2 separate regions of the Homo sapiens genome follow, and region 2 is linked to region 1. A link is a contact called in ENCODE Hi-C or POLR2A ChIA-PET data. All regions are on one chromosome and are shown on one strand. The core of a region is the stretch at or near the end of the contact, and the rest is flanking DNA. Distances in the headings are between cores, read along the strand shown.

Evidence for each region. Hi-C counts contacts between places; a loop is a spot of excess contacts on that map. ChIA-PET counts read pairs that join two places held with the same protein, here RNA polymerase II (POLR2A). Pooled maps may share reads with other maps.
Region 2: a pooled map shows a loop between it and region 1 (7-fold over the local background). The contact joins the enhancer-like site here to the promoter of LINC02602 in region 1. A Hi-C loop is called at or near these places in 3 of 50 pooled maps. POLR2A ChIA-PET finds 5 or more read pairs at or near these places in 9 of 52 experiments (A673, BJ, H1 and 4 more).

The regions. Positions count from the first base shown.
Region 1 is chr1:210,291,352-210,296,734 of GRCh38, reverse strand. It overlaps LINC02602 (long intergenic non-protein coding RNA 2602), which reads left to right and starts at 3,586. Exons shown (of 2, transcript NR_183451.1): 1 at 3,586-3,791.
Region 2 is chr1:210,361,473-210,367,687 of GRCh38, reverse strand. It overlaps HHAT (hedgehog acyltransferase), which reads right to left. Exons shown (of 12, transcript NM_018194.6): 3 at 4,769-4,836. LOC124904503 (a long non-coding RNA gene) reads left to right here and starts at 742. Exons shown (of 2, transcript XR_007066866.1): 1 at 742-901; 2 at 2,507-4,810. Within about 2 kb of position 4,379, at least 5 of the 41 ENCODE cell types and tissues checked have a DNase peak (open chromatin) inside an H3K27ac peak, as active enhancers do.

The DNA.
Region 1 (5,383 bases), core at 2,337-4,836:
GGTGGTACAGGGGATTAAGGCCCTGAGTTTTGGGGCTAAATGAACTCTGCTGGGTGAAAGCTGTTAGGGGGAGGGTGTTAAGTGAAAATGCTATACAAACTGCATGAGATTTGGAGGCCATTGCAGTTTTCCTGCCCAGCCCACTGCCACTAGGCCACTCGATTATGTTGTCCGGCCCGATGTCCCCCTGTATGGAAGCCTCTAATAAAACCCCATGTCTCATTTGCTGGCTCTGGGTCTCATCTTCAGCCTCTTGAACTTGGTGCCTTACTCACTGGGGTTAATAGGGGTTTCATACAACTGTCACCCAGCCCTGGAAGAATCTGACTCAGTGTCTTCTCTGGTCTTTTTACCAGGATGTTTCATTTGTTTGTTTTTGAGACAGGGTCTCACTCTGTCACCCAGTCTGGAGTGCAGTGGTACAATCTCAGCTCACTGCAGCCTCAACCTCCTAGGCTCAAGCCATCCTCCCACTTCAGCCTCCCAGTTCAGACTACTGGCTAATTTTTGTATTTTTTGGAGAGACAGGGTTTCACCATGTTGCCCAGGCTAGTCTTGAACTCCTGAGCACAAGCAATCCTCTTGCGTCAGCCTCCGAAAGTGCTGGGATTACAGGTGTGAGCCAACGCAGCCAGCCACAGGATGAGTTTTTGATAGGAAGAAGGGAGAAGAAGAGCTGGTTCAGAATTCCCCCAAAATGATTTTTTTTAACCCCACGACCGATCCCCTCTCATTTCTGTCTTTCCAAAGGGAGCCTACGTCTGGGGAAAATGTGGCCAGAGAAGACTTTGATTTCAGACCCACAAGGGTATTTCCAGCAATAGAAAACACAGACACTATATTCAAATGAAGAAAAGCATTTGGAAGCGCCTCTGCCCCACCCATCCCTGATTCCCAGGCCCCTGTGCCAACCTCAGTGACATGGCCCTTGTCAGAGGACAGGGTGTTGAGAGGTTCTCCTTGAAGGGGAGAAGCATCTTTCTGGGATTTAATGAGATCACTTATTGTCTCTTTGCTCTGACAAAGATAGTAAACGTGACGGGTGAAATATAAAGAATAATTAGTCCCAGAGGTGAATCTGTCCCCTACAAGACATCTTTTCTTCCCCCTCAGCCTGCTGAAAAGTTTACTGCTTCCAGATGTGCCCGATTTCAACAGTAAGAGGAGCCAGTTCCTTTTGAGCTGCAAACTTGTCAGAGAAAAGCTGGTTTCTGAGAAAAGGCTTAAACTGAAGAGATGATTCCTAAAGAAAGCATTGACGTCGGGGAGGAAATACGACCATAGTAAAGCATTGCTGGTCTCTCCTGGGGTCTCAACCCCAAGGAGGAGGTGGAGGAAGGCCTAGGTCAGCCCCCATCATGGTAGCGACTTCTCACTAATTAGCTGTTAAGGAATCCACCAGCCTCTGAAGGAGACATCTGTGAGGAACGCTTTCCTCAGATCCTGCCAGTGCTCCTGCAAAGCCAGCAAGCCCCAGCCCAGCCGGGGACTTCCTGCTTTCCCAGAGCTCAGGACAGGCCTCAGCCACTGTCTGGAGAGGCTGCTGGAGCCCACACATCAGTCTTTGATAAACACTAGCCACTCCCTCTTAGAAACATAAGCTGTTTAGTCTCTGCCAGTTGCCTGGTAGCTAGGAGCGAATCCTAAGAGCTATGTGCCCCCAGGGACTGACTGTATGACCCAGCCTTGTGACTTCAGATGGAAGAAAAGCTAATATCATGCAGGAGAGCACCTTTTTCTCTCATGTCCAATCTCTGAGGCTCTCTGCGTTGAAAAGTACCCCGGAGGTGGGCCTGCCCTGAGGAGAAAAGTAGGTGGGAAGGCATGGCCAGATATTCCACATGTGGGGCTCAGGAGGCTAGGGCAGTGTTGCCCCAAAGCCTGGGATCTCTCCTTGGCAAGAGGGACTAGAATCCTGGTAGGATAAATGCCCGTCTGTGAAGAGGAACTACTGAGAGGGGCCTATAGAGGAAGGTGGGCTTTACACTACCTACCTGCCTGGGTATGAGCAGAGGGAGTGGAGATAGAGGGCTGATGGTGCAGAGGGCAGACCTGACGTACGGGAAGCACAGTCCTGACAGATCCTGCAGGGAGGGCTACAACAGCAACCCCATGTGATTGCAAGAGGATTGGGAGGACGCTGAGTTTATGAAAGCTATTTCTCTCCTCCTTCCCCCCACCCTCACTCATTACACTCTTCTCTCGGTTGTCTCTTTGCTGTGGCTCCTCACACGTCATAGACATGCCCCTGTGTCTTTGTTTGGGCTACCCTAAAAGCAGATCCTGAGCTGGGAGACAAGCAGGGCTGACATCCATTAGGCACAGTGCCGAGGGCCCACAGTGCTTTTGGGGGCCCATGGAAATGTTTTAATTTCTTTGTAGAAACAAAACAATATATAATATTTTTAGATTAAGAAATGCTTTAGTACTGGCTGGGCACGGTGGCTCAAGCCTGTATGGGAAGCCAAGGTGGGTAGATCACTTGAGGCCAGGAGTTCGAGAGCAGCCTGGCCAACATGGTGAAACCCCGTCTCTACAAAAAATACAAAAATTAGCCAGGCATGGTGGCAGGTGCCTGTAATCCCAGCTACTCAGGAGGCTGAGGCAGGAGAATCGCTTGAACCCAGTGGGCAGAGGTTTCAGTGAGCCAAGATCGTGCCACTGCACTCCAGCCTGGGCCACAGAGCAAGACTCCATTTCAAAAAAAAAAATGCTTTACTACATAATATTATTATGTTCATCTTTATACAAATGCAGCCATAAAATATTTTTGTATTTTTTAATTTTTGTTTTTGATGAAGGGCTCATGGCCGCGAAGGCCAAAATGCCTAAAACCCACAAAAGTTACAATGTAGCCCTAGGTACAAGAACTGTGTTAAGTGCTTTATATAGTACACGTTATATAAGTCCTCATAATGGTCCTGTTGTTCCCCTCATGTAACAGGCAAAGAAACTGAGGCTTAGAGAGGTTGAGTCACTTACTCAAGGCCCCATCTAATGGGTTGGGGAGTTGGAATTCCAGCTACCTCTTGCCTGACTCCATAGTTCTTGTTCTTCCCCATGGTCTGCAGAAACCTGAAGGACTTGGCGGCAGGAAAAATTTGGTGGGGAACATGTGTCTTCTCTCTTGCCTGCTCTGATTTCTCAGGAGCAGGACCCAGGAGGGCATCCGAGCCTCTGGCAGCTGAACCTCTGCAAACAGCAGTCACAGTGCATTTCTGCAGGCTCTTGGAGCTGCTCCCTCTGCCTCGGCCAGATGCGAATTTGTGGCTTTTCCTTCTTGGCTCCTTTCCCCAGGTTTTCATTCCTTTTATTCTGGGATGGAGCTGAAATTTTTCCAACAGGGCCCATGGTGGACACCCAGAAGTCAGTAGGGACTCCAAAAGGAAGTTAAGGCCGGGGAAGGGGGCCAGGAAGAGGGAGACCAGCCTAAAGTACACAACACTCAATTCTTCATTACTCACATGTGGCCTGACCGCTGGTGGACTGGCTCCAGGAAAATCTGAACCCTGGGCTGAGCCTCCCCGCCGGCTGGCCAGGACAGACCTGGATGCCCTCCACCCTCCAGCCAAACTTATTTTTTTCATATCATAGCTGCAGAATATTCGGACCCTCTAGTCCCAGCCGCCCAGTGAACTTGAGCTGTGTGACCTTGAGCAAAAGGCAAAATGTTTCTGATTTTCAGTCCCCTCATCTGGAAAAGGAGGAGGCTGTGGGACATGATGATCTTTGAAAGTCTAATAATGAAACAAACAGAAAACCTGTGCTTCTAAGTTGGTGAGTCTGGAAAGGTACGTCTGTTGCTTAGGAAAAAAAGTCCCAAATCCCAAAGAGCCCCTTTTGGCAAGTGTTGTACTTAAGACAATCCGGGCGCTGCCCCTCCTGAGGCGGGGGGGACTCGAGGACCGGCTTTAGCAGAAGTTCCTCCCGCAGAACAACTCGGACGACGACGCCTCGGAGGATCCGGGGAGCTTTGGAGGAGGCGATGGCGGAGCAGGGCGGGTGGCAGCGCAGGCGTGGGAGGGACAGGTGGCCCGTTCGCGTCAAGTCAGGGCGCCCCCTCCTGGGACACCTGTGCCCCGCCTAGTCCCAGGGCCCAGTCCCGGGGCAGACACTGGCCGAGCCCGGAGCCTCTTCGCGTCCCCTCCCACCCAGACCAGGCCGGCGTTTCCCCCGGGCCCCCGCGCGGCTCCGGCCCGCGGAAGTCGCGCGTTCTTTCTTTCCCCCTCGTTAGTCGAGCTGAAACCTGATCGTGGAAAGTCTGGGGCGGGTGTCAGACCCGGCCAGCTCTGGCTCCCAGCGCCTGGGGCGATTCCTGCTGGAGGAACCCGGGCGGGGCCCGCCAAGGGGGCAGGAGGTCGGACACCTCGGGAACAGGCCTCTTTGTCTCTGTGCGGGTGAGGGGCTGGCAAAGCGGGAGAGGGAGTTAATTGCAGGGGCGGGGAGTGGTGGGGGGGCTGGGTAAGCCGAATGACACCTGACAGCTCTGCGAGAGCCCCCCAACCCCCGCCGCTGGGGGGTGGTCCTCCTAATCCCCTTCGCAAGAGGAAGCTAATTGCTGCAGCCAGAGAAGGCAGGATAAAAGCGAGCGGGCACCCACACCCACCAGGCCCGGAGTCTTGCTATTTGCTGCTAAATTAATATATTACCTAATGCAGAAACCACGTTAAGAACTCCAGCTTTCGGCTCCAACAGGAGCTTCTGATGGGTTAAAGGCAACATCTTGCTTTAATTCCCCCCTTTTTCCCATCCTCCCCCCACTCCCCACCACCACCAACTACAAATGTCAGAAATAAATTATTGAAACCAGATGTAAGGTTTTTGGGTGCACATTTTCAGGCAGTTGTGCGCTAACAGATGCCTTGTATTAATAATGTACAGTTGTGACAGGAAATATGGTTTAGAGTCCTGGAAAAACATGAAAGCTAATTCCATTACCCCTTTTCATGGTACCCAGTTCTTCTCAAATGTTCAACTGGTTTGGATTACAGTGAAATTCTAGAGGAAAAACGATTTGGTCTGAGATGGTAACTTGGTTCTGCTTTCCAGCTTCTCCCGTGGAACAGCACCCACCTTCCTAGGCACCTGCAGACCTGTGTTCTATATACGTGCAAATAGCCAGAGATGAGGACATCTGGACCTGGTGCCTCCCCAGGGAAGTGGCTTCCAAATATTCCCCCCTTTCCTGGTCATGAGGACCTGGTAGACAGTAAAAGCAGGGCCAATGATCCCAGCTTCATATTCTTGTCTGGGACAGTCCATTTTAACCTGGCCTACCCACTCACACTTCACTTGGAGCAAAAGTAAAAACAATAAAACACTTTTATGCTCGAGGAACCAGATAAATCCTAGTAATTGATCTCAGGAGAGGGATTATTAAGGG
Region 2 (6,215 bases), core at 3,130-5,629, 70 kb before region 1:
TCAAAAACTGGAGGACTACAGTCAGGTCCAGCTCCCTTTCACTGCCCTAAGTGAAGCTTCACTTTGACTCACCATTTCCCTAATACATTCTTCCCTTTTCTAACCATAGCAACACCACTGGAACAGCATCTCCTCTACTGATGATCTTGCCAAATCCTACTCATTCTCTGGAGCTCAGGTGAAGGTCAGCCCCCTTCTCCCAGAAGCAGTTTGTGATTTTTTGTGCCCAGAATGGTGTCTCCCTACTCTGACTCTACACACTGTCCCACTTAGCCCACTTACCTACATGGCTATCTAGAGGCACGTAGGACCAATGTATTTCTCACCTCCATGCTGCAACCTGGCCCTTCACTCTTTCCTGCAGTTAAATTCAATAAAATACTCACTGACTCTGCTCCAGGCATTGAAGATACAGAAATGATTAAATCCCAGCCCTGCTTTTGTGGGACCCACAATCTAAGTCAGAAAGGACAACATCAAATAAAATTCTACAAATAAATTTGTCATAATAGGGTACACGATTTCACCCAAAAGAGTGCTATCCTATCACCCTGTTTACTGCCTTCATGTCATTTAGCTCAATCTGTGGCCATTGTTCATTTGTTTGCGGTCAGCCTGTCCCTAGTAGGAGAAACTAGCATAGGAATGTTGTCTGTCTGGCTCACCACTGTCCCCAGCGCTCCATATGGACTTGAGCACAGAGACACTCTCATTGAAAGCTGTATTTGTGGAAGGAAGTAAAGAGAGAGGCAGGGAAGTGTCAGGAACTATGAGCACCAAGCTCAGCTTGAGCTTCAGGCAATGCTTCGTGACAGGGAGCCAGCTATGATCTGAAGTCTGAGTAAGGGCCGGACAGGGAAGGCGTGAGCCCCAATCCAGAAGAGGAACAGGATGAGTAAAGGTAAGAATGGCAAATCGGCATGACCAAGGGAGTGGTCATTTAAGAGCCCTTAAATATTGCTATAGACCAGCTGCTCTTAAAAGGGGATGATTTTTGCCTCCTGGGGGCATTTGGCAATGCATGGAGACTTTTTAAATTGTTTCTTGTTTTTGATTTTATTTTTAGAGACAAGGTCTCACTCTGACACCCAGGCTGGAGTGCAGAGTGCAGTGGCACGATCTCTGCTCACTACAACCTCCACCTCCCGGGTTCAAGCAATTCTTGTGTCTCAGTCCCTGGAGTAGCTGGGATTACAGGCACACACCTGGCTGTAATTTTTGTATTTTTAGTAGACATGGAGTTTCATCATGTTGGCCAGGCTACTCCTGACCTCAATGATCGCTGGTCTTAGCCTTCCCAAGTGCTGGGATTACAGGAGTGAGCCACCACACCCAGCCCACTTTTTAAAATTGTTAAGGCTTAGGGCAGGAAATGCTGCTAGCATCTACTAGGTAGAGTCCAGGGACTCTGATAAGCATTGTACAACGTCCAGAGCAGCTCACCACAACAGCCATCTAATCTAGAATGTCAGTAGTGGCCAGGCAGCATAGCTCACACCTGTAACCCCAGTGCTTTGGAAGGCTGAGGCTAGGAGTTCAAGACCAGCCTGGGTAATATAGTGAGACCCCATCTCTACAAAATATTAAAAATCAGCCAGGTATGGTGGTGCATGTCTGTAGTCCCAGCTACTCAAGAGGCTGAGGCAGAAGGATCGTTTGAGCCTAGGAGTTCAAGTCTCCAGTGAGCTATGATTACAACCACTGTACTCCAGCCTGGGTGACAGAGCAGGATCACATCTCTTCAAAAAAAAAAATTTTTTTTAATAAAATGTGGCCAGGCATGGTGGCTCATGATTCTAATGCCAGCACTTTGAGAGGCTGAGGCAGGTGGATCACTTGAGGTCAGGAGTTTGAGACCAGCCTAGCCAACGTGGTGAAACCCCATCTCTATTAAAAATACAAAAATTGGCCAGGCGTGGTGGTGTGTGCCTATAATCCCAGCTACTCAAGAGACTGAGGCAAGAGAATTGTTTGAACCTGAGAGATGGAGGTTGCAGTGAGCCAAGATTGTGCCACTGCACTCCAGCCTGGGTTACAGAGCGAGACCCTATCTCAACAAAATAAAATGTCAGCCAGGCATGGTGGCCCACACCTGTAATCCCAGTATTTTGGGAGGCCAATGCAGGTGGATCACCTGAGGTTGGGAGTTTGAGACCAGCATGGCTAATATGGCGAAACCCCATCTCTACTAAAAATAAAAAAAATTAGCTGGATGTGGTTGCAGGTGCCTGTAATCCTAGCTACTCAGGAAGCTGATGTGGGAGAATCACTGGAACCCAGGAGGCAGAGGTTGCAGTGAGCCAAGATCACACCACTGCACTCCAGCCTGGGCAACAGAGGGAGACTCCGTCTCAAAAAAAAAAAAAAAAAAAAAAAAACTGTCAGCAGTACTGAGGTTTACCAACCCAGCTGCAGACTAACATTCAAGGGATGGGCTGGTCAGAAAACTAAGCTTTCTTCTAAAGGTCATGATTTCTAGTCACATCTAATATCTTCTTTTGATTAGAATTTGGACCAAAATAGCATGTGCTTGCCACTTCCTACAGCCTCTGAGAAAAGAAATATTCAGCAAGGAGTATCTTGATCCTAAGGACCCATATCAATGTCCTTCCTCTGCCGGATATTCACCAGGACCCATTTCCTCCGTAAATTCTAGGGCTCCAAACCACCCACCCCACATGCAAGGTGATGAGAAGTAGAGAGATGAGAAGATGAGAGGTGCTCAGAGCACTGGTAGATGAATGGATAGTCAGACAGAGGGATGGACAGATTTGTCAGGATGGCAAAAGACGGAATCCTTGGAGCTCCCAGAGTGTGTGTGTCTGTGCCACGTGGACTTTTCTGTGAAGGCAGAATTGGCCTGAGCAACAACACTCCCGACCCCAGACCTGTTATGAGAGCTGTTGTGGAGAGCACTGAGAAGGGGTCATCTCTGCAGGACTCTGGAGCCTCTGCAGGGAGTCAAGCAGCTGGGCTTGACCCAGTGAAGTGACAAGAGCTGGGAAGTCAGTGAAGACAAGGCCGCTTTGTCTGGAAGTAGCAACGCATGGCTGGGCTGAGCCTGCCCTTGATCATGAAATCTGTGGCAGCTCCAAAACTTGTTGGGGCCTGACCCTGTGTTCACTTTCTCACGCTGCCTCACCATTGTTCCTCTGCAGCTAAAAGTCTTTCAAATGTGTCTGCTTATTTTTGCCTTGGCAAATAATTCTATATTTCCAATATTATCTAAAATGCTTGAATTTTAACTCTAAAAGGAAAAAAAAATCATCTTTTTTTCTGCTGTAAGACATCCGCTAGTGTTACATTCGTAAAGAGTAGATCTGAGACACTCAGAAAGGCTACCTCCTATTTCATCTCAAATTCCACTTTGTGACAAAGCTTCCCAGATTTCCTCATCTCTGAAGTGGGCACAATACTACCCACATTACATTCTTATTAACAATCCTAAAAAGGGCTTATTTAAATAAGAAACATCTAGAAATGGATGCCATGGATGAAAATTCAATTTACATCTAAGTTTTCATGGAAGCATCTGGTGGGTAGAGCGACAAAAGCCAAGAATGGCACCCCATGCAGGGCAGGATGCTCTTCTCAGTTACAGAAAAACATGGGCCTTGTATCTTACATATGGCTCTGTACAGAGCTGGGAGAAAGGAACAGGCTACCCTAGCAAATCAAAATGGAAATTGAGCTACATTTGTTACAATTCAAGCAAGATCTGCAACTTTCAATAGAAAAATATTAGTACAGGCAGTACCCAACTTGGAAATGAACTGTCTTGCAAAAGTTCATTTGCAAGCAGAGTGTTCAGAACCTGGAATGCAAGGTGTCTTTTATGTCCCAAGCCAGCCCACAAAAGGCTGATTGAATCTGTAATCTATTTGGTATATTACATAAAGTAAAAATAGAAAACAAAACAAAACAAACTGCTCTGATAACATTTTAAAAACATATAAAAATACTTAGAAAACAAATATACAGCCAATAATTAGCCTTGACCCGAAGCCCCCACCATGACCTGGGCCCTGGACCCCCTACAGTCCAAGTCATAGCTGAAATGGGGTCCTGAGAAACTGAATGGAGAAGAATGAGAAGAACCCCAGCCTAAAAGGGACAGGGGTTCTGGTGGGAGAAAAAAGTAGTCAGGCATCTCTCAACTGGAAGAGAAGGGTCTGGTACCTACCCAGAATATATACTCTAGCACAGAAGTGCTACTGGTCACATCTAGAAAGACATGGGTATGTGAAAGAACAGTGGCCACTCTGCCTGCTACCAAAGTAGACAAAATGAGCTGCTGCTGAAGACAAGCGAGCCAGCCACCTGGCACCGCCCTACCAGAGGGACGAGGGATGTGAATTCCCAGCATGCTCTGCAGCAGCATGGACAGCCAGGGACACTCAGAGGCCAGAAGGAAGATGTTCCTGCAGCTGCCGGCAGTTGGTATAGGAGCGTCCAGGGGCCGCATGTGATTCTGATGGATCTGGCTAGGTCAAGTAGGAAGTTTCTGAGCTTTACAAAAGTGAAAACTGTCCTAACTGATAAGGTTAGTCACATTTCTGGTATCTTCAGAAGAGTACAGGGGACAAGAACATAGAGACCCTGGGAACGCCTTCCCCAACACAGCACACTCACACCTTTACGGCAAAAAGGGTGCTTCATTCCAGATTGCTGCTGAATCTGATACCTGGATCGACTCCAAATACAAATGTGATGTGAAATATTGAAATCAGGTTTGAAAACTGAGATTTATTATGCATCCACTTTGTACCTTCTTTAATCCTCCAAATAAAGTGTCAGTCTCCAGCTCAAATTCCTGGTCCAGCTCCTCTTCGTGTTCTGACCAAAAAAAAAAAGTCTTCGTTAGTCACAAATCTAAACAAAACTGGGCTGGCTGAAGAGCTGAAGCACTGAAAGAATTGGACTATGTCCTGGAAAAGCAGCCAGTGGACTAAGGTGCAGGCACGGAAACATACCACACTCCTTGACCTTGCTTTCCAGTGTTCTGTGACCTAAGTTCCTGGAAATATGTAGAGCCACTGATGGAAACTTGGCTTGTAATAAGGGTCACAAAAGGAGACAGCAAAGGAGAAGAGTTTCCAACACAGGAAAACATGGGAAGGGTTACTGCAAATGGCCCATGTGCACACGCTGTTAGAAATTTTGGGCCGGGCATGGTGGCTCACGCCTGTAATCCCAAAACTTTGGGAGGCCAAGACGGGCGGATTACAAGTTCAGGAGTTTGAGACCAGCCTGACCAATGTGGTGAAACCCCATCTCTACTAAAAATACAAAAATTAGCCAGGTGTGGTGGCATGGTCAGGAGAATGAGGCAGGAGAATTGCTTCAACTGGGAGGCAGAGGTTGCATTGAGCCAAGATTATGCCATTGCACTCCAGCTTGGGCAACAAGAGCAAGACTCCATCTCAAAAAAGAAAAGAAAAAAAAAAAAAAGAAATTTTGACACAGACTATGCCACAAAACTATGGTGATTGGATCCGCTATGATATAATGCTAACAAAATATAATAAAATAGTCATATAATGGTAATGAGCATGTTTGTAAGTAAACAATACAGTTGATTTGAAACAAAAGATAAAATAAAATCTGCCAACACTTCTTGAGGAGGTACAGTAACCAGACACAGTACAAGATACTAGCAATGAAATGGAACCAGACTGGCGTGGCTTTTGTCTTCCTGGGGCTTACTGTATGCTGGGGAAGATAGACAAACACAGAATAAGAAACTATGATAGTGCTGATCAGTGCCATGATGCAGGAAGGAATGCTGTGGGAGCCGATGCTGAGGTCTGTGCGATGTCCTGTAGGCAACTGCATGGATGCGGGTGGAGCTCAAAGGAATGCTCTAAGCTGGAGATAAAGACTTACAAGTTCTCAGTATAAGGGTGGGACAAAACCACCAGAATGGCTGAGATTCCCCCCCAAAAAAGGACAAAGAGTACATAGACAAGAATGGGGAAATATTAATGCATATCAGATCAACAAAAGTATAAAAACCTCAAGAAACCAAAAAGGAGCTATCCAGAAGGAAACCCAGGAGAGAGTGCTGTCACTAAAATATAATCATGAAATAATGCTGGTTTCAGAGTAGGATCAAGGGGCAGATTCACACACACCAGATGCAAACAGCAAGCCAAGCGTCAGACCACAGGCAACATTTAGTAACAACAGAAAAGAGAGGGGCTTGCAAACCGGCC